Linked DNA regions of Homo sapiens: region 2 is linked to region 1. Evidence: chromatin loops called from intact Hi-C (ENCODE). Cell type or tissue: lower leg skin. All regions are shown on one strand. Each heading gives the region's core, and the rest is flanking DNA. Links, peaks and the distances in the headings are about the cores only.

Region 1 (11,337 bases), core at 3,568-6,067:
TTTCCCCCTTTTTTGGGAAACCTAACAAATTCTTCGGCTACGGTGCTTTTTCTTTTGGAGAGATGGGGGACTGGGTTAATGATACCTGTGGGTACAGCCTGCCAAGCCCAAAGTTTTTTCCAGCCTGAAATTTACAAGAGCCTATATACATAAATCACCATTCCCCTCTCATTTATTTTTCATGACTCAGTTACCTGGAATAAATTTTTATGTGAATAACCAAAAGAGCCAGGGAATAACAGAAGAGAGGAAAGGGGAAAAGCTATTTCAGAATGTATTAAATTTGTAAAGTTAAATAGCCCCATTATAGTCAGAATGTGGTTGAATAGAGTCATTTCCTTAATTACCTTTCCTTCGTCCCCAGATGTTAGACTGAGGCCTGGTAAGTTGATTCCTAAAAATATTATAAATAAACTTTTTGGCAACAAAAATTCCCAAGTGGGATGGTGGTTCTTAATATGAAAGTATAATTTTAGGGGAAAGGAAAGTTTCTGTCGCTCTAAGGTATACACATGACTTATAGAAGTCTGTATGCAAGTAATCATTTTAACCAAACTCTTGTCTCTATGAGTTGCCAAGTGACAGAGAGCCTCAAAGTCTGCCTTTTCCCTGCCTGCCTGCCCTTACTTTCCCAAAATAATTACACTATAATTTTCCTACCTTTTTTTGAGACAGTTTTGCTCTTGTTGCCCAGGCTAGAGTGCAATGGCATGGTCTGGGCTCACTGCAACCTCTGCCTCCCGGGTTCAAGCGATTCTCCTGCCTCAGCCTCCCAAGTAGCTGGGATTACAGGCGCTTGCCACCACACCCAGCTAATTTTTGTATTTTTAGTAGAGACAGGGTTTCACCATGTTGGCCAGGCTGGTCTCGAACTCCTGACCTCAGGCGATCCACCCATCTTGGCCTCCCATAGTGCTAGGATTACAGGCGTGAGCCACCGCACCCGGCCCCTACTTTTTTTTAATGGGCTCAGCCTCACACCTAGGCCCACACCTAGTAAGCCTCCCATCTGATCTCTACCCAGGATGAAATAATTCTGCTGCTGGGAAAAGAGGTCAGCCGTCTCTCAGATTATGAAATTGAATCCAAATACAAAGACGTCATAATAGCAAACCTGCAGAATGAAGTGGCTGAGCTGAGTCAGAAGGTGTCAGAGACCACCACCTCCAGGCAGAATGAGAAGGAGATCTCGCAGAAGTGTCAGGTTCTGGATGAAGACATCGATGCCAAACAGAAAGAGATCCAGAGCTTGAAAAGCCAGGTAGGCAGAGCCTGAGAGGTACAGCACAGCTCTCAGGCCAAGGCCCGGGAGGCCCCAGGACCACCAACCAAGGTGAGCCACCCAGAGTTAGGGAACGCGTGGTCAGTGGAGCATGGTGGTTAAGAACACAAATCCACAAGACTGGGAGATTCGGCAGTTTCCTAGCATGGTAAGAACAAGATCAGCCTTTGTTCAGCACTGGCCATGTGCAAGAACTAGTGCAAAGCGCTTTAGATTAACTTATTTAAACCTCACAATCCTCTGACACATCCATTCTACAGATGAAGGGTCTAAGGCAGGCCCAGGCCGGGCGCTGTGGCTCACACCTGTAATCTGGCACTTTGGGAGGCTGAGGCAGGCAGATCACTTGAGGTCAGGAGTTTGAGACCAGCCTGGCCAATATGGTGAAACCCTGTCTCTATTAAAAATACAAAAATTAGCCAGGCGTGATGGTGCATGCCTGTAATCCCAACTACTTGGGAGGCCGAGGCTGAACCTGGGAGGCAGAGGTTGCAGAGAACTGAGATGGCGCCACTGCACTCCAGCCTGGGTGACAGAGTGAGACCCTGTCTCAAAAAGAAAGAAAGAAAAAAGTCTAAGACAGGCCCAGAGACACCCAGGAACTGCTTACAGCTTGCACAGCACGTGAGAGGTGGCAGTGCAATTTGAACTCAGGTCCGCCTTCTCGCAGACCCCATGTTCTCACCTCGATTTCCTATTTCCCCACAATGCTGTCACTTCAGTAACCGCGTCTCACCCAAATCCAGCCCCAGCCAGAGAGAGCTATGGGAAGTTAGCTAAGTGGGGAGAAGGAACTGCCCGGTGTTCCAAACACAGAGGCCTTTACCAAACCCTGAAGGCAGTTAGTTACTGGTTCACTTATAGGGAATTTCATCAAACAAAAATTCTTCACCTGGAATTTCTGAATTTACCAGTCATGTACGTTTCTCTTGAAACTTGATTCAAATTCTTTTTTTTTTTACTTTAAGATTGGTCAGTGATGGCTGGGCGCGGTGGCGCACGCCTGTAATCCCAGCGCTTCGGGAGGCTGAGGCAGGCAGATCACAAGGTCAGGAGATCAAGACCATCCTGGCTAACACAGTGAAACCCCGTCTCTACTAAAAATACAAAAAATTAGCCAGGTGTGGTGGCGGGCGCCTGTAGTCCCAGCTACTCGGGAGGCAGTAGAATGGCATGAACCTGGGAGGCAGAGCTTGCAGTGAGCCAAGATAGCACCACTGCACTCAGCCTGGGCGACAGAGCGAGACTCCGTCTCAAAAAAAAAAAAAGTGGTCAGTGATATTGTATATCAGTCAACAAAGTTGTTAAAAGAGTAATGGGCCACTGGTGAATTTCACCCTCAGTGCATCATGCTGGTTAAACTGTGGACATGCCTGGGGCCTCTGTTCGCCGATTCACTGCTTTTGGCCTCTGCCTTCTGTACCCAGTTCAGGGTGCACAGTTTCAGCCCTGGAAAAAGCCTAGGTTAGACATGGTGAACCTCGAAGAGTCTTTCCGGGACTATAAACTCCACAAGGGCAAGGGCTGGGCCTAGTTACCTTCCAGAATAGGACAGTGTCTGTTCATTCATTCATTCATCCACTCATTCGTTCATTCAAACGTTTGTTGAGTGACTACCCAGTGCCAGGCCCTCTTTTGCGCTCTGGGAATTCGGCAGAGAACAAGGTTGACCTGATCCTTGTCTTCTTACAGTTGTGTTCCAATGAGGGGGACAGAGTAGACAACAAAACAGACAAATATATGCCCTAATATTGAGGCAGTGACCCTCCTTCAGACCTGTTTTTGAAAGAGCAATGAAAGGAGCTGGTCCTATAGGAAATACTGCTGCAGACAGCTGCCTGGACATGTCTCTAACTCCTTGAGGAGCCTCTTTCTCTTCTCATCTGAACCCAGTTTTGCAACCAGATCTCCATCTTTTTCAGTAACTCTCCCATTTCAGAGCTTTCCTGCACTAAGTGAAGTGTCTTGTCCAGATACAAGGTTAAGGATGAGTAACTGTCACATCTCTTTGAGTCTGTGTCCACATTTTGGGTATTGTTTAAAGTGCTCACATTATCTGGAAATTTATCTTTCACCGTGAAATTATCTATAAATAATTACTCTGTAGCCGGGCGTGGTGGCTCACGCCTGTAATCCCAGCACTTTGGGAGGCCAAGGCAGGCGGATCACCTGAGGTCAGGAGTTCGAGACCAGCCTGGCCAACATGGCGAAACCCGTCTCTACTAAAAATACAAAAGTTAGCCAAGCGTGATGGTGCGTGCCTGTAATCCCAGCTACTTGGGAGGCTGAGGCAGGAGAATCACTTGAACTTGGGAGGTAGAGGTTGTAATGAGCAGAGATCATGCCACCACACTTTAGCCTGGGCAACAGAGTGAGACTCTGTCTCAAAAAAAAAAAAAAAGAAAGAAAGAAAGAATTACTCTGACTTATTAATACTCCTCCCCCCACTTTGATCTTGGCTCATAATTGAAAGATGATACTTTATAACAAAGCATCTCTGAGCTAAAGGATGCAGTTGGTCTGAATCCAAATCAAGTTTCATCTGCTCACATTTTAGTCTCTTAAATATTCTATTGCCAACAGAACATTCAAGCAGACGTACAAGCCACATGGCAGGTTGATTTATTGTTCTGATTACTTTATTCTCCTGGGTCTCCTGAAAGTGTGTGCATAACGATTTGCTCTCAAAGCCCTTCGATCTGATACAATACCCCAAGACAATGCGTACCGCCATGCGGCCTGCACTGCCTGTGCTAATTAGAAGCTGAATTAGTATCTTAAAGCAATCAGTCTTCCTAGCACTATTAACTTTCTTATGACCCAGTGCCCATTTTATTACACAGTGTAATAGGCACTAACACCTGGGGATTTATGCCAATTATAGACAATATGGATATTTATTTTGGTCATGAAATTGATGAAGATGTTTGAAGACTACTTGGAGTTTTCCCACAGTCTGATATCCTAAAGCTCTGGTACTTAGATTGAAACATTTCCTATCTGTCAGACAGCACTGGAGTCTGGGGGATGTATTTTCCCATCCCTTCTGGAAGTTTCTCTCTGTGTTGTGCCTCTGGTATACAAACAAAAGCATTAAGCTGAGAAGAGCTGTAACTTTTTTAAAAAAAAATTCCAAGTGCCTTTTTATGGGAGAGTTGCATGTCCCCACAGAAAACAGGAAGAGGTGAAATAATTTTTTTCACTCCAAGTTTCCGAAGTGGAGACCTGCGCAAGTATGGCCTTGGAGAGGGTTGGGACATTGCAGCCCATGTCCCTCCATCTTCTAGTGAGCACCCCTTCTCCAGTGTCTCAGATGCCCCAGGGAAGATGTGACTGGTGCACGAAATGGGCCGTAGAAATTGTGAAACCTTGATCCTTCTGTTAATTCTACCACCGAGTCATAGCCACAAGGTTTTCAGGGACAGACACTAAAAACAGACTGTGAGCGCCACCTGGTGGCCAGGTGCAGGGCACACCGTATCTGCATTGTCGGGGTCCCCCCCGACTCCCACCCTGTCATATCTTATGATATGCCTGCAACACGATGAGATGATTAACAGGGATTCTTGCACTCCTCTTAATAACAATCACACTGGTGTTTAAGTGAGCCTAGGCAAGGCTTACAAATGCACACAAAAATACTATCAGTCTACCTTCCTGGAGACAGGCAAGAGAAGCAGAAGCTAAAACGCACCGTAGAATAATCAGAGCTAGTGTCTATGTGGGGAGCCAGGCATGGTCTATGTACTCTTACATGTACTAACTTATGAAAATGCTTTCAACAACCCTGAAATTACGACTGTCACCACACTTACAGAATAAAAAAATGGGACAGAATTGGTGTCCTCCCTACCTTCACACAGAGACGGATTTTGCAGATGGCAGTCTGGCTCCTGAGTCCCTACCATGCTCCACGGCCTCAGGCTGTTAATGCTGGTTCCTAGAGCCACGTGGAAAGAACTGGAAGCAGGCAACTAAAGCCTGGATTTGGATCGTAACTCTACCACCGACTGATCCGTGCAATCCCAAGCAAGCAACCTCACCCCTCTGAGTCTTGATTTCCTCACTTGCAAAATGGGAGCTGATGTGGTTTGACTGCATCCCCACCAAATCTCAACTTGAATTGTATCCCAGAAATCCCACATGTTGTGGGAGGGACCCAGCAGGAGGTAATTGAATCATGGGGGCCAGTATTTCCTGTGCTGTTCTCGTTATAGTGAATAAGTCTCATGAGATCTGATGGTTTTATCAGGGGTTTCCGCTTTTGCTTCTTCCGCATTTTCTCTTGCCGCCGCCATGTAAGAAGTGCTTTTCGCCTCCCACCATGATTCTGAGGCCTCCCCGGCCATGTGGAACTGTAAGTCCAATTAAATCTCTTTTTCTTCCCAGTATCGGGTATGGCTTTATCAGCAGTGTGAAAACAGACTAATACAGTAAATTGGTACCAATAGAGTGGGGCATTGCTGAAAAGATACCTGAAAATGTGGAAGCAACTTTGGAACTGAGTAACAGGCAGAAGTTGGAACAGTTTGGAGGGCTCAGAAGAAGAGAGGAAAATGTGGGAAAGTTTGGAACTTTCTAGAGACTTGCTGAATGGCTTTGACAAAAAGCCTGATAGCGATATGGATAATAAGGCCCAGGCTGAGGTGGTCTCCGATGGAGATGAGGAACTTGTTGGGAACTGGAGCAAAGGTGACTCTTGTTATGTTTTAGCAAAGAGAATGGTGGCATTTTGCCCCTGCCCTAAAGATTTGTGGAACTTTGAACTTGAGAGAGATAATTTAGTGTATCCAGCAGAAGAAATTTCTAAGCAGCAAAGCATTCAAAAGGTGACTTGGGTGCTGTTAAAAGCATTCCATTTTAAAAGGGAAACAGCATAAATTCAGAAAATTTGCAGCCTGATGATGGAGTAGAAAAGAAAAACCCATTTTCTGGGGGAGAAATTCAAGCCAGCTGCAGAAATTTGCATAAGTACCAAGGAGACTAATGTTAATCCCCAAGGCCATGGGGAAAATGTCTCCAGGACATGTCAGAGACCTTCACAGCAGCCCCTCCCATCACAGGCCCAGAGGCCCAGGAGGAAAAAGTGGTTTTGTGGGCCAGGCCCGGGGTCCCCATGCTGTGTGCAGCCTAGGGACTTGGTGCCCTATATCCCACCCACTCCAACCATGGCTAAAAGGGGCCAACATAGAGCTTGGGCTGTGGCTTCAGAGGGTGGAAGCCCCAAGCTTTTGCAGCTTCCACATGGTGTTGAGCCTGCAGGTGCACAGAAGTCAAGAATTGAGGTTTGGGAACCTCTGCTTAGATTTCAGAAGATGTGTGGAAATGCCTGGATGCCCATGCAGAAGTTTGCTGTGGGGTCGGGGCCCTCATGGAGAACCTTTGCTAGGGCAGTGTGGAAGGGAAATGTGGGGTCAGAGCCCCCACACAGAGTCCCTACTGGGGCATTGCCTAGTGGAGCTGTGAGAAGAGGGCCCCCGTCCTCCAGACCCCAGAATGGTAGATCCACCAATGGCTTGAATCGTACTCCTGGAAAAGCCGCAGACACTCAACGCCAGCCCATGAAAGCAGCTGGGAGAGAGGTTGTACCCTGCAAAGCCACAGGGATGGAGCTGCCCAAGACCATGGGAACCTACCTCTTGCATCAGCGTAATCTGGATGTGAGACCTGGAGTCAAAAGATCATTTTGGAGCTTTAAAGTTTGACTGCCCTGCTGGATTTCAGACTTTCATGGGCCCTGTAACCCCTTTGTTTTGGCCAATTTCTCCCATTTGGAATGGCTGTATTTACCCAATACCTGTACCCCCATTGTACCTAGGAAGTAACTAGCTTGCTTTTGATTTTACAGGCTCATAGGCGGGAAGGACTTGCCTTGTCTCAGATGAGACTTTGACTTTTGGGTTAATGCTGAAATGAGTTAAGACTTTGGGGGACTATTGGGAAGGCATGGTTGGTTTTGAAATGTGAGGACATGAGATTTGGAGGGGCCAGGGGCAGAATGATATGGTTTGGCTGTGTCTCCACCAAATCTCAACTTGAATTGTATCTCCCAGAGTTCCCACACATTGTGAGAGGGACACAGGGAGAGGTAATTGAATCATGGGGGCTGGTCTTTCTCATGCTGTTCTAGTTACAGGGAATAAGTCTCACAAGATCTGATGGGTTTATCAGGGGTTTCCACTTTTGCTTTTTCGTCATTTTCTCTTGCCGCTGCCATGATTCTGAGGCCTCCCCAGCCAGTGAAACTGTAATTCCAATTAAACCTCTTTCTCTTTTTTTTTTTTTGGAGACGGAGTCTCACTCTGTCACCCAGGTTGTAGTGCAGTGGCACGATCTCGGCTCACTGCAAGCTCTGCCTCCCGGGTTCACACCATTCTCCTGCCTCAGCCTCCCGAGTAGCTGGGACTACAGGTGCCCGCCACCACACCCAGCTAATTTTTTGTATTTTTAGTAGAGACAGGGTTTCACCGTGTTAGCCAAGATGGTCTTGATCTCCTGACCTCATGATCCACCCGCCTCAGCCTCCCAAAGTGCTGGGATTACAGGCGTGAGCCACTGCGCCCGGCCTAAACCTCTTTTTCTTCCCAGTCTCGGGTATGTCTTTATCACAGCGTGAAAACAGACTAATACGGGAGCATTCCCAGGAGCCTTCTGTGGAGAGGCCATGAGGCTCTGTTGAAGGAGTAGTGTCTGTGAGTGGGCTTTGTAGGTTCTAGAGTGTTCTGTGAGATATAACCTATTGTTATCATTTGAGGGAATTAATTTTATAACATGCTTCCCTCTCTTGAACTTTGCTCTGTATCCAGTCAGTACTGGGCGACCTGGAACCAACAGGTGATCTGTTTATGGCTGAGAGTCCAAAGGTCATCAGAAGGCACATTAAGAAACCAGGTGTCCCCAGTGGCAGCCAGGCCTGGGCCCCTTTATGGGCACAAAGATAAGGTTCATGTTTTGATGACATAGGAAGTGGTGGTCCTTGAAGGAACAGGCCCTCCCCTGTCCCTTCCACTGGTTAAAACTAAAAAGCTTGGTTTCCCCAACACCCCAGCCAAAACTCAATCTGAATCTTTCTGTCAAGCTTGTGAGAAGTACCTGTGTGTCTCCCAGACGTGGGCCAGCCCCCCTCTGACTGTGCCACCTCCTCCCACAGATCAGTGCCCTACAGAAAGGCTACAGCAAGGTGCTGTGCCAGACCCTGTCAGAGCGGAACTCAGAAATCACATCCCTGAAGAATGAGGGCGAGAACTTAAAGAGAGACAACGCTATCACATCAGGTGAGCCCTTGGAGTCGGGCCTGGGAGCTGCCACTCCCGCACCCGTTGTTCTTGGCCACAGCAGACATCACCAATCAACCACATACTTTTTGTTACTGAACTTGGCTGCAGCCTCAGAGTTCTTCCCAGCAGCCCTTTAGGCAGTTCCTGTCCATGAATCTGAGTTCACCCTCAGAGGTTTATGTGCCATCCAGTTCCTAGCATAGGGCCTGGTTTGGAGTGAGCCCTTGATAAATATTTGAGCAAATGTTATCTGTTAGCTAAAAGGCCTGCTGAGCATGGACCTCACCAGGGAACACACAGGACAAGCTGCAGCTCAGGCAGTCCCATGAGCCAGTTTGCTGTGAATGCAAACTAGAATGTGGCTAAAATGGGGTTGCCAGTTTAAGGCACCCAGCCTCTTACCCATCTCACACTGGTGCTCTTGGGCCGGAGCGAAAGCATTTTGCTAATTGAGAGGTAGCTGGATACTCAAGAACTTGGGTGGGCAAGGGGGCAGCCAACTCATGGCCCACCCTTGCCAGGCACAGCTGTTTCTTAGCCTGGATTCATTCATTCATTCATTCATTCAGCACATTTATGGAGCAGCTGCTAGATGCCAGGCACTGTTCTAGGCACTGGGGAGAGAGAGCCCTGAGCAGTCAAGATCCCTCTGCCCCTCTGCTCATGGGGCTCACACTTGGGAGAGGATGACAGACAATAAGAAGTAAAAAGATAAATGAACAAGCCCATACCAGAGAGAGATCAGTGCTCCAGAGGAAATAAAGCTGGACACCGTGGTGGGGAAGCACTCAGGGGGTGAAGTGAAGGAGAATAGCTTAGTGCAAGCTTGTCCAGCCCACGACCTGCGGGCCACATATGGCCCAGGACAGCTTTGAATGAGGCTCGACACAAATTCCTCAACTTTCCTAAAACATTATGAGATTTTTTTTTTTTAGCGATTTTTTTTTTTAGCTCATCAGTTATTATTAGCGTGAGTGTATTTTATGCGTGGCCCAAGACCCTTCTTCTTCTTCCAGTGTGGCTCAGGGAAGCCAAAAGATTGGACATCCCTGGCTTAGTGCCTGGGCAGGGATATCTCTGAGGAGGTGGGAGGGGCTGTCGGGAGGCCCCTGGGAACGGTATGCTGGGCAGAGAGCACAGGTGCAAAGGCCCCGAGGCTGGACCAAGCCACGGTGTTGGATCAACTGCCGGCGAGTGTGGCTGGAGTCAGGGAACAAGGGGCTATGGGACCTGGTGGGGTCAGGGGGGAGGCAGGGCCACATTACATGGGAGGGGTTCAGGTTTTCTTCTAAGTGTGATGGGACACGTTAGGGTTTTTAAGGCAGAGAATGGCATGTCTCGAGACCTGCAGATGATAGGGCCATGGACAGAGAAAGGGGGAAGAGAGAAAAGCAGGTGGTGGAGAGGGAATGAGTCCAGATTGGGCATATTGCTCCTAAAGTCCCCCCTGCACAGCAGGAAACATGCCCGTGGCTGTGAAAGCAGAGCGTAGCATTGAGTCAGACACAATCGCTGTCTCCGCAGGACCCAGGCCGCCTGGCCGTGGCTTTCCCTCTGCCTCACTCTGCAGTCCCCCTCCCCACTCCAGGCTTCTACCTCTGTTCTTCCCTAACATGGAATGTTCTTGGATACTTGTGAGCCCTATGGGCAGGGCTGCTCTGGGCACCAGGCATCCCAGGGGGATCTCGCTGGGCCCTGCCCTCCTCCCCAGCGTCTGTCCATCACACCCCATCCACGCTACAAGCCTGTCTCAGACACCACTCCTCTAATCAAGGAGTCAGACAGACCTGGGCTCAGGTATGGCCTGGGATGGGCTACACTCTCACGGCCCCAAGTGTGGTCCCTGGACCAGCAGCATCAGCATCACCTGGATCCTTGTGAGAAACTGGGAATTTCAGGCCCCACTCCTGACCTTCCGATCAGAATCTTCATTTTCACAAGCCTCCCGGCTGCTGCTTGTGCACACTTAAGCTCGAGAAGCACTGGGCCGGGTTACGCTGCAGTGACAAACAGTCCCCCAAGTCTCAGTGGCTCACAATAGACAGGTTCAGCTCCTGCTTCCACCCTGAGCCCATCATGGGTCAGTAGGGGCTTTGGTCATTGTGGCCACACAGTGACCCAGGCTCACAGAAGCCATCACAACACATCACAAACCCCATCTTCCACAGGAAGAGAGGCAGATGGAGGAACAAGGTGCGGATTTCCTCACCTGCCTGAAACAACTCAAACAAACAAACAAAAACCAAACAAACAGAAAAAAATGTCTGAAATAATGGTTTCCATCTATTGGCCCCAAGAAGCATGTGACGATGATCTGGGAGGGAGTGGAAACAAACAAGATGAAATCTACGATTGCCCCCGGCTGGCTTGCGCTGGAGAGAGTTTCCAGACCACAGCAGGGAGGGGAAGCCAGACAGAGCCCAGTGGTCAGCCCGACTTGAGGAGATGGAGGTGGAGAAGCCAGCACAGCTTGAGTTTGCTGGGTGGCGTGCCAGGCGGGAGGGGGCTGCACGGAGAGCACCCCGGAGATCTCAGAGGGTCCGCCTCAAGTCTTCAGCAGAGTCAGGTGTGATGAGCACGTGCATGTGGGCAGGGAAGGAACCACCCAGGAGGAGCAGAGGGAACCATCTCGAAGCCCACGTAGGCCTGAGAGTAGCTCACTTTCCCACCATCCAGAATGGGGCAACCTTGCACTACACAGGGCACCTGGTAGAGACTCAAGCCAAATTCATTCTAGAGAAAAGGTCACTCTGGTCCCGCCTCACAAAGCATGCAGGC
Region 2 (11,337 bases), core at 5,422-7,921, 170 kb before region 1:
TGACTCCCACCCTTTCTCCCAGCAACTACATACCACACACATGCACACACACAACTCTCGCCTGCATTTTAAGGACTCTATCTGCATTACACAGAACAACTTGGAAGCATGAAAGAATCCTAAATTCTTCTGTTTTTTTAATTGACCCAGTCTTGCTGCTAGAGATGAGTAACAAGTGCCCCCATTTTTCCCGGAAAAAGACAAGGAGTTACTATTATTCTTTATTATTTTCTCTTCTTTTCTCCATTTCTCCCTGTTCTTCACTTCCTACTTAGCTCTTTAGAAATGCAGTTATAGCCTTTTACCTCCTCTTCCCCACACACTCCTTACAGGGCAAGTTCACCTAATCATGTGCTTAGAAGCTCCAAAGCAAAACTCTCACCCACCAGGAGGTTTCCTCGATAGATAACAGTTGATTGATGACCCAAAGTATGCCCATGAAGATGCCAACTCGAGTCCCAGTAAATAAGCCATCAAGGTAGCATGTGAAACCCCCCTGCTCACTTCCACCCCTGTGTAGGCCCCTTTTAAAAACACTCCCCTTCTGCTCCAAAGGCAAGGTGGAACCCTTAAGGCAGGAAGCCTGTACTTCTTTCCCTATGTTAGCTTTGGAATAAAAAGTCACTTTCTTTATACCAGACCTAGCTTGTTAATTAGACTCTGCAAGTGGCGAGGAACTGAATCTGCATTTTGGTTACAATGTCGTCCCCTTGAGCCTGTGAGAGTTGCAGAGTCAGAAGCCAGGCTGCTTTTGTGGGCAAGTTATGGCTCTGTGTCTCCTCACTGCCATGCCACCATCTGGACACCCCAGGACCATCGCCCCTCTTTTGGTTTCTTCACAGGGTTTCCACATGGCTCTTTTCTGGCCAGGTTCCTCTCCAGGACAACTCCGGTTCTAGCTCAGGATAGAGATCAACCCAGCGCCAAGAGGATGGAGCCAACACCACCCTGACAGCACAGAGCCCTGGTACACTTGCTGCAAGATGCTCTTCCAGGAGCCTCTCAGAGATAGATGGGCATGCAACTGGCATCCCCAAACAACTGGAGCAAGTCTTATCAAAGTTGCTTCCATCATTTATTCACTCAACAAACACTTGCTGGGTGTGTGTGCCTTATGCCAGCACTATGTGAAATAGATCTACTGACAAAACAGTCTCTGGCCTGAAATAATGCACACATACATATATATCATGTCAGCAGGTGCTGTGAAGAAAAGAAACACAAAGCAAGAGTGAAAGACTCCAGGAGACACGTGTTAGGTGGGCAGGTTCATTTGGTTTTGTGGTCACTTAACCCAACAAACTCCAGCATCGAGGTCACCAGAGGCTTCAGACTGGCTTGTTAAAAACGGCAACTTTGCCGACACCCTCTTGGTGACACAAGAGTGAAGGCCCTGGGGTGGAGTCCTCACTCACAGGAAAGCCAGTCCATGTCACTGACATCAGTCTCCAAACCCAAGCAGAAAGTTCCTCTATGGCTGGGTTCCCCAAGACCACCCTGACTATTCCAACCACATCCACAACCAGCTCTACTATTATTGGCATAATAGCTGCCTATTTTAAATCGGGCCAGACCTGACATCACTGCCTGTGTCTGTGTAACCACAGGCCTAAGACGCTGGCTCTGTTTTCTAATACATAGATGTGGGTACGGATATGTGTGCCTCTATGTGCCAAGTATGCACATAAATATACAAATAAATATTCCTGCAAATGCTCACCTGCATGTCCCCCAAATCAGGTCACACTCCATGAGGGACATAAGTGCCACAGTTGGGAACCACTGCTTTATGGCACCCAACAGATTCCTCATGCAGCATCGGCCTGCAGTCTCCTGTGGCTGTGAGCTCACTGTACCATGAGTCTGCCTGTGCCCTTCTTAGTTCCAGTTGCTCATGGGGACTTTCTATCACTCTGCCTCCTGGTCCCTCTTCCACGTTGACCCTCTGTTATTTGTTTTGTTTTGGGGAGACAGAGTCTTGCTCTGTCACCCAGGCTGAAGTGCAGTGGCACGATCTTGGCTCACTGCAACCTCTGCCTCCTGGGTTCAAGTGATTCTCATGCCTCAGCCCCCTGAGTAGCTGGGATGACAGGCATGAGCCACCACACCCGGCTAATTTTTGTATTTTTAGTAGAGACAGGGTTTCGCCATGTTGGCCAGACTGGGCTCGAACTCCTGACTTCAGGTGATCTGCCCGCCTCGGCCTCCCAAAGTGCTGGGATTACAGGCGTGAGCCACCGCGCCTGGCCTGTTATTTTTTTTAAGCAGCATAAATGCCTCCCTCCCAAAACATCTCCTTCCCCCAACCCCATTACAGACCCTCAAGCCTTTTCCATGCCCCTTGTCCTTCTTCCATGGTCTCCCCTTCCATCTCTTCCTTCTCTGGACAATCCTCTCATAAATACATCCCTGAATAAGGACACCGTGCTCCCACATAGGCCCAAGCAGTGGAATCGTAATGAAGGGCCCAATTCCCAAGGGTCAGGCCCTGTGCCCTTTACATGAGATCTAATTGAGTCCTTGCTGTAATCCTGGCAGACAGGTACTCTTATCCCCACTTTACAGAGGCAGGAAAAAGTTAAGACACTGGCCCCGGGTCACATAACTAGTAGTATCAAAAGTAGGGATTCGAACCCAGATGTTTTTAACTGCTATCCTCCCTTAACCTGGACTTTATGCTCCTAGTAATACGATCGAATATTGTATCAGCTTTTAAAATAATCTACATCCCACAGTTGCCTCATTTATCTTGTGGGCAGCTGAATGGGTGGTGTTCAAGTCAAGCTGCTCACGAGAGTCACTGGAGTACTCTTGTTAAAAGTTCCGATTTCTAGGTCCTTCTCCAAAGCCAATAATTTAGGGTTTTGAGATAGGGCCTAGGGAATCTACACGCTAAAGTTAAAATGCTTATTTCCAGGCCTCGGGATTTCTGATTCACTAGGTGTGGGGTGAGTCTGGAGCCTACGTAGTTTTTAAACTTCCTTTGGTGATTCTGTGGCATGACCAGGGGCCTGGGACCAACCGCCCTGGTATATATGGCTCCACTATAGGCAGCGCCTGGGCCATTATAGCTCGCAGTCCCAGAACTCGCCACTAGATGGCAGGACAATACGCCCCTCACCAGCCTAGCCCAGCTCAGCTCAAGAAGGACCAAAGCAGCCTAGGCCACTCAGAGATCCAGGCCCAGTAGACAAAGTTTCAGGTGGGCAGGGCCCCCCACCATCCCTGCCAGCTGTCTGCAATCCCAAAAGGTGGCTTTTGGGGGGGAAATGGCTTTTGTTTTCTTTCCTCCACAGGATGCCAGAAACATCAGTGGGGTCGGCAAAATTTGAAAGCTGGCCTCAGGACAAATAAAACCTGTTAAGCCACCCAGATTCCCTTCCAGCCAGGAGGCCCAGATCCTGAGCCCAGCACGCTGTGAGGACGATAGACCACCCAGCAGGAGATGAGTTGAGGAATGGCCTGATGCCAGGCAGGAGGTCTTCCTCTGTGCGTGCAGCTCCAACGTGAAACGGCAGCTTTTTCCCTTCCTCTGAGGGGTGGCAGGCAGGTGGCCTCCTGGAGTAAAACCACAGGACCACAGGACCACGTGGGCAGCCCCAGGGAGTCAGACACACACGTGGGAACCTCGAAGCAAGACCCTGAACATCACTTTGTCCAGCCGCCTGCCTCCTCTTCATGTTCCTACACGATTAATGAGCCTCCCTCCTGGCCCCTGGGCATATGGGGAGCGCCTCCTCCTCTGGGTGCCAGGACCCCCCTGCCAGGGACAATCAGGCAGCCAGGTGTGGCCTGTGAGAAAGGGGAGGCCCTTGGGTCACATGAAAACTGATTCAAGGAAGGACTCCATGGTCACCAGAATGATGGGTCCCCAGAGGCCCACACTCTGGTTCCTAGAACCCGTGACTGTGATACTTTACATGGCAGAGGGAGCTAAGGTTGCAGGTGAGATGAGTGCTGCTCATCAGTTGACCTAAAAATAGGAAGAATATCTAGATTAGATTATCCAGGGGGCCCTATGTAGCCACAGGGATCCTTAACGCTGGGTGAAGGAGGAGAAAGAAGTGGGTCAGAGGTAAGTGTGGCTACTGAAAAGGTCAGAACGGTGCAACATGAGAAAGACTCAACTTCCATTCCTGGCTGTGGAGATGGAGGAAGGCGCCACAGACCAAGGAGTGCCGGCAGCCTCTCACTGCTGGAAAGGACAAGGGAACGGATTCTCCCTAGAGCCTCCTGAAAGGGACACAGCCCTGCTGACACCTTGATTTTAGCCCAGTGAGTCCCATGTCATATTTCTGGCCACTGAACCGTGCAAGAATAAGCCACCAAGTTTGTGGCAATCTCCTACAGCAGCCACGGGAAACTCACACACTGGGCAAGGTGGCTCATCAAGGTAGGTAACATTTGATCCTCAGGGACGAGGCTGGGTGAGATAGAGCAACGTGTGGGACTCACACTGCTGGTGTTAAAAGATAAATGGTGGCACATTAAAAAGTTAAAGAGTTTATTTGAGCAAACAGCAATTCATGAACTGGGCAGCACCAAATCGAAGGTGGTTCAGGGCTCCTCCAGAGGAGTTTGAAGGAAGGGCTTTGATAGAGTAAAGAGGAAAATCAGATAAATTAAATAAGGAATGTGGAAAATAAAGAAATTATTTGATTGGTTAAGGTTTGGGCAGTTGCCTTATTTAGATGATCCTGGTGGAAAGTTCCTGATCATGTAATTAATGCTTAGCTGGTCTTTTATGATTGGCTAAGGTTAAGCTTCACCTTGTTTATATAGAATCCCAGGGCATGGGAGCCACCTCAGCCTAATGGCCTCCCATTTTATTTTAACACTAGGTAAGAGAAACAGCTCACATTGGGCCAGACATGGCAGTTCATCCTTGTAATCCCAGCACTTTGGGAGGCCAAGGCAGGAGGATCACTTGAGGCTAGGAATTCAAGATCCAATAATAAAATTTTTTAAAAGTTGGCATCAAACTTGGTTCTAATGCCCATGATCTCAAGGTGTTGTGCCCCCAACAGACCAGGCAGCTTCTAAATGGCTCCCAATGACCCCACCTTTTGTGAAGTCCCCTCTCCTTGGTCATGTCTTGCTTCTAAGAATAGAATCCAGTAAAAATGATGGGCTGTCACTCCTGAGATTAGGTTATGAAAGACTGTGACCTCCATCTTGCTTGTGTATGTGTGGGCGTGCTCGCTCTCTGTCTCTCTCTCTGTGTGTGTGTGTGTGTGTGTGTGTGTCTCCTTATTTGCTTGCATTGATAAGGCCAGCTGCCAAGTTGTAAGCCATCCCATAAAGAGACCCATTTGACCAGGAACTAAAGTGGTCTCTGGCCAACAGCCTGCAAGGAGCTGAGTTCTACCAACAACCACGTGGGTAAGCCTGGAAGCAGGTCCCTCCCCAGTTGACCCTCGGGATAATGCAGCCTGTTAGGCATCTTGACTGCAGCCTGTGCCAGACCTTGAACCAGGAGCACCAGCTTTCATCCTGACTCACAGAACCTATGAAATAATACATACTGTTTTTCACAGAACCACTACGTTTTGGCATAATTTGTAACATGGGAATAGATAACTAATATGCCAAGGGAACAACAATTTGCAGAAACATTGCCCTTCCTCCCCCAGAGTGTGCAGTTGGCTCTTAAGAGTGTGTTGTGTTGAAAACCAGAGTAGGGGCCACTCCCAGGCAACTGATTCCAGACAACTAGTAAGTTAATGAGATGAATAATAGTGACAACATTGATAATAGTAATAGTTAACCTTGTGTAGTGCTTACTAGGTGACAGGCATTATTCTAAGTTCATTAAATATAATGAAATGTATTCGGTCCTCACAGCAACCCTACAAGGCAGGTGTTGCTATTTTCACTCTTTTACAGATGAAGAAACTGAGGCACAGAAGGGTTAAGCTGTATATAATAAAACAAATCGTTTTGGTTTGGTTTTTCTAGAAACAAGGTCTTACTATGTTGCCCAGGCTAGATTTGAACTCCTGGGCTCAAGCAATCCTGCCGCCTCAGCCTCCCGAGTAGCTAGGACTATAGGCGTGTGCCACTGTGCCCCGCAAATGTGAGAGTTTTGTTGGGTAGAATGCAAAGGTGGCATGAATTTGTTCAAGATAAAATGCAATATCTCAAAGCAAGTCTGTGCCTGCCAGGGTGCAGCCCCAGCTAAGCACATCCCTGCTCTCAACTGCATCTCCCAAGAGCACCTGTCCCCTCTCTTGTCCTTGCTTTGGTCTGGGCAGTGACCAGACTGAGAAACAGCAGCTGGTTGGCTGCTGGGGCCTCCAGCCTGACTGAGCAGGTGTCTGCACGAAGCCGTTGCCCAGGATGGTGACCCCCGGCCCTCACAGCACAGCACCCAGACACAGACACTCCGGGCCAACATTTGGGTTAAGAGGGAGATGTGAACATTTTTCCAACAACACAAGTTCTATTAACTCTGGAATCAGTTTTTACATTTTCCCATCTAAAATCTTAGATGAGTTACATAAGTGAAAACTTACTCATGTTGTGATAGTACTTTTTTTTTTTTTTCAAGACAGAGTCTTGCTCTGTCACCCAGGCTGGAGAGCAGTGATGAGATTTCGCTCACTGCAACCTCTGCCTCCCGGGTTCAAGCGATTCTCCTGCCTCAGCCTCCTGAGTAACTGGGATTACAGGCACATGCCACCACGTCCAGCTAATTTTTGTATTTTTAGTAGCGACAGGGTTTCACCATGTTGGCCAGGCTGGTTTCAAACTCCTGACCTCAGATGATCCACTGCTTTGGCCTCCCAAAGTGCTGAGATTACAGGTGTAAGCCACTGCACCCAGGTTACTTTCTACAATTATATGAGTTGAATAGATATTTGTGGGCTAAGTTGGAAAACCACCTTGGTTTTGATAACACTGTCACTATAAGAAGAAAAAAAAAATACACACACACACACACACACACACACACACACACACACACACACACACAATTTGTAGAGATGGGGTCTTTCTATGCCCAGGCTGGTCTCAAACTCCTGGCCTCAAGCTATCCTCCCCTCTCGGCCTCCCAAAGTGTGAGGTTACAGGTGTGACCAGCCACACCAGGCCAAGGAAATATATTTTAATTCCCAGGCACCCACCTATCAAGAAACTTTTGAAATGTAACCAGCTCCGGTGTGGACTGGCCAGAACCCACAAAACAACAATCAGGGCATTCGTGTTCATTGTCAATTGAAATGCCATTGGGTAAATAAGGCCAGAATAACTTTTTCTCCCCCAGGCAGCCCTGCTATTAAAGAATCTCCATTTGTCTGTAGAACTGCATACCTGGGAGGAGAGAAATAATTTTTAACACAAGGGGCAAGGACTAGTTTTTTCCTCCAGGAATGAAAGATACTACTAATTTCATAGGAAAATGAGAACATCAAGAAATAAAACTGGGGTCCTTCTAAAGCGAACAGGGCAATTTTAAAGATTCTTAGACTCATACAAGAGACCTTGCATCAAGCTCCCCCTGCAGAATGGTCACGAGGTGCCTGAGATGTTTATTCTTTCAGCCCTCAGGTGACTAGCAGGTGATCTCATGTGACCAGCAGGTCACTTCTGGTCAGGACCAGCCTTATCTGTTGACCTCAGGGTGCCAAGCAATTATGGGAAGTAAGGCCCTTGTGCAGAGACCCTCAAGCTATAAATGAGCAGGAGAATCACCTGGGTGGTTGCTGAAACTGCAGATAGCACACCCCAGCCCCAATGAGCTAGCTGGTTTTTAGTACCAGAGTGATATGGTTTGGCTGTGTCCCCACCCAAATCTCAACTAGAATTGTAGTTTCCATAATCCCCACGTGCCATGGGAGGGACCCAGTGGGAGGTAATTGAATCATGGGAGTGGTTTCCCCCATACCATTCTTATGATAGTAAGTTTTCATGAGATCTGATGGTTTTATAAGGGTCTTTTCCCTTCACTCAGCTCTCATTCTCCTTCCTGCCACCCTGTGAAGAAGGACGTGTTTGTTTCCCCTTCTACCATGATTGTAAGTTTCCTAAGGTCTCCCCAGCCATGCTGTACTGTGAGTCAGTTAAACCTCTTTCCTTTATAAATTACCCAGTATTGGGTATGTCCTTATAGCCACGTGAGAACGGACTAATATACAGAGCCAAGGCATGTTTGAAGTACCTGGAGAGTTTAAAAACCCTAATGTTAGAGTTCCTTTCCACCCCAGAAGGTTCCTATTCAATTGGTTTGAGGTGGGTCCCACAGTTATTCTTTAAAAGAAGCTGCTAACATGTGGACAAGATTGGATATCACTGCTTTCTCAGCCCAACTGCACACCCAAGGTAAGAGTTTCCTAAGACACCTTGACAGGTGCATCTGGCCCAGGTCTCAGATGTTTTCCCGCCTTCCTGCTGCTGAGACCAGAGCAAGCACTGTGTTAATGCTGGCTGCCACTACTATTATTGTTGTTATCATTTTTATTGTCACCATTAGTATTGGATCATAGCTGCAAGTTCAGCCCACCTGTTCCCTCCCCGTATTCCACGTGGAACCCTGTGGTTTCAGTGAAGCATGGGAGCTTCGTGTTCCATTCTCCTGCCTGTCCCTGGAGATTGGGTCAGCAATGAGCATGTGACCTCATCAGAGCCAATACGATTCCATTCCAGGACTTATATTGAACTATTGGCCAAGAGAAATACTCTCTTTTCCCCTTGGAGGATGACAGCCTGGAGGAGCCAGAGGCACCACAATGAAAAAGAGAGGCTGCCTAAGAATAAGACAGTACAGAAGAGGTGAAGCCAAGAGCTGGAGAGAGATCTCGTCTAAGATGACACTGTTTGATATCCTATTCTGGGCAGAGGGAACAGCAAATGCAAAGGCCCTGGGGTCAGAGGCACTGGGGTCCGGGCTGAAGAACATTGAGGAGGACCTTTTGGCTGGAGTGAGGTGAGTGGGAGGGGGGTAGGAGCTGAGGTCAGAGAAGTGAGGCAGGCAGAGGGCATCAGTAGGGCATTATAGATTACCATAAGGACATTGACTTTTTTTTTTTTTGAGATGGAGTCTTGCTCTGTCCCCCAGGCTGGAGTGCAGTGGTACAATCTCAGCTCGCTGCAGCCTCTGCTTCCTGGGTTTAAGTGATTCTCCTGCCTCAGCCTCCCGAGTAGCTAGGATTACAGGCGCCTGCCACCACACCTGGCTAATTTTTTGTATTTTTAGTAGACACAGTGTTTCACCATGTTGGCCAGACTGGTCTTGAACTCCTGACCTCAAGTGATCTGCCCACCCACCTTGGCCTCCCAAAGTGCTGGGATTACAGGCGTGAGCCACTGCGCCCGGCCTCAAAATGGTCTCTTGAATGTTGAATAGAGTAAATGTGACATCTGGCATCTACACATGGACATAAAGATGGAAACAACAGACACTGGAGGCTATGAGGGAGGAGAGAGAGACGGGAGCAGGGGTTGAAACCGATCTGTTAGGTACCACGCTCACTACCTGGGTGACGGGTTCCATCAAACCCCAAACCTCAGCGTCACGCAATATACCTTTGTAACAAACCTGCACATGTACCTGCTGAATCTAAAAGTTGAAAAAAGAATAAATTTAAAAAATAAAAGCTTGCATCCAAAAACCATGGAAGAATGGTTACTAGAAAACCCTAAACATTGATGACAATGGCTCCAAGGTAGCCCAATTATCTCTGGGGAAGATCAATGCATCTAATTGTTCCTCCCAATTTACAGACAAAGCTGAAGGGGTGGGTTGCCCCTCCACACCTGTGGGTGTTTCTCGTTAGGTGGAACGAGAGACTTGGAAAAGAAAGAGACACAGAGACAAAGTATAGAGAAAGAGAAAAGGGGGCCCAGGGGACCGGCGTTCAGCAGACAGAGGATCCCCGCCGGCCTCTGAGTTCCCTTAGTATTTATTCATCATTCTTGGGTGTTTCTCAGAGAGGGGGATGTGGCAGGGTCATAGGATAATAGCGGAGAGAAGGTCAGCAGGTAAACACGTGAACAAAGTTCTCTGCATCATAGACAAGGTAAAGAATTAAGTGCTGTGCTTTAGATATGCATACACATAAACATCTCAATGCCTTGAAGAGCAGTATTGCTGCCCGCCTGTCCCACCTCCAGCCCTAAGGCGGTTTTTCCCTATCTCAGTAGATGGAACATACAATCGGGTTTTATACTGAGACATTCCATCGCCCAGGGACAGATGCCTTCCTCTTGTCTCAACTGCAAAGAAGCGTTCCTTCCTCTTTTACTAATCCGCCTCAGCACAGACCCTTTATGGGTGTCGGGCTGGGGGACGGTCAGGTCTTTCCCTTCCCACAAGGCCATATTTCAGACTATCACATGGGGAGAAACCTTGGACAATACCTGGCTTTCCTAGGCAGAGGTCCCTGCGGCCTTCCGCAGTGTTTTGTGTCCCTGGGTACCTGAGATTAGGGAGTGGTGATGACTCTTAACAAGCATGCTGCCTTCAAGCATCTGTTTAACAAAGCACACCTTGCACAGCCCTTAATCCATTTAACCCTGAGTGGACACAGCACATGTTTCAGGGAGCACAGGGTTGGGGGTAAGGTTACAGATTAACAGCATCTGAAGGCAGAAGAATTTCTCTTAGTACAGAACAAAATGGAGTCTCCTATGTCTACTTCTTTCTACACAGACCCAGTAACAATCTGATCTCTCTTTCTTTTCCCCACACAAAGCCACTGGAAGCTAAGGCACTTGGTGTTCCTGACCCTGTCATTTACCAGCTGTGTGGCTTTGGAAGCATCACTTCCCTTCCCTGGACACCAGTTCCTACCTGTAAAATGGGAAGATTAGACTAGATCATCTCAGGTCAACAGGCACCATCGGGAAGGGAACCTTCTCCCAAGGCTCAGAAAACCTCTCATGCACACATTTCCAGCAAAAGACCAGATGACCTTTTTAAAAGCGGAAGTGCTGTTGGCAAGAGGGTTTGTTTATTTGTTTGTTTGTTTTTAAGACAGAGTCTCACTGTGTCACCCAGGCTGGAGTGCAACGGGGCAATCTCGGCTCACTGCAACCTCCGCCTCCCAGGTTCAAGTGATTCTCCTGCCTCAGCCTCCCAAGTAGCTGGGATTACAGGCGCCTGCCACTGCGCCCAGCTGATTTTTGTATTTTTGGTGGAGACGGGGTTTCTCCATGTTGGCCAGACTGGTCTTGAACTCCTGACCTCAGGTGACCCAGCCACCTTGGCCTCCCAAAGTGTTGGAATTACTGGCATGAGCCACCACACCCACCTGGCAAGAGGGGTTTTTACATCTTCTTCTGAATGTGGCTGCTGCGGCGTGGTGCCCTCTCTCTTCTTTCTGCCTCTCAGCTCCC

The links. A loop is a pair of places that touch in the nucleus more often than their neighbours do. Peaks named below come from ENCODE experiments on the same cell type or tissue, not always from the same donor. Only the 100,000 strongest peaks of a DNase experiment are listed, where the experiment ranks them.
Region 2: it touches region 1 in a loop (6-fold over the local background); 89 of 110 quality-filtered maps call a loop at or near these places.

The regions. Positions count from the first base shown.
Region 1 is chr1:15,300,181-15,311,517 of GRCh38, forward strand. FHAD1 (forkhead associated phosphopeptide binding domain 1) reads left to right here. Exons shown (of 34, transcript NM_001391957.1): 6 at 1,025-1,261; 7 at 8,433-8,556. Among named protein-coding and RNA genes, the nearest start is that of FHAD1-AS1, 38 kb to the right of the region's middle. RefSeq lists an enhancer at 4,690-5,889. In lower leg skin, for the core only: CTCF peaks have their summits at 4,771 (motif pointing left) and 4,979; a DNase peak (open chromatin) is centred at 4,731.
Region 2 is chr1:15,125,608-15,136,944 of GRCh38, forward strand. The region is part of intron 1 of TMEM51-AS1 (TMEM51 antisense RNA 1); the gene reads right to left. Among named protein-coding and RNA genes, the nearest start is that of TMEM51-AS1, 21 kb to the right of the region's middle. In lower leg skin, for the core only: no CTCF peak of the experiment used is centred there; no DNase peak of the experiment used is centred there.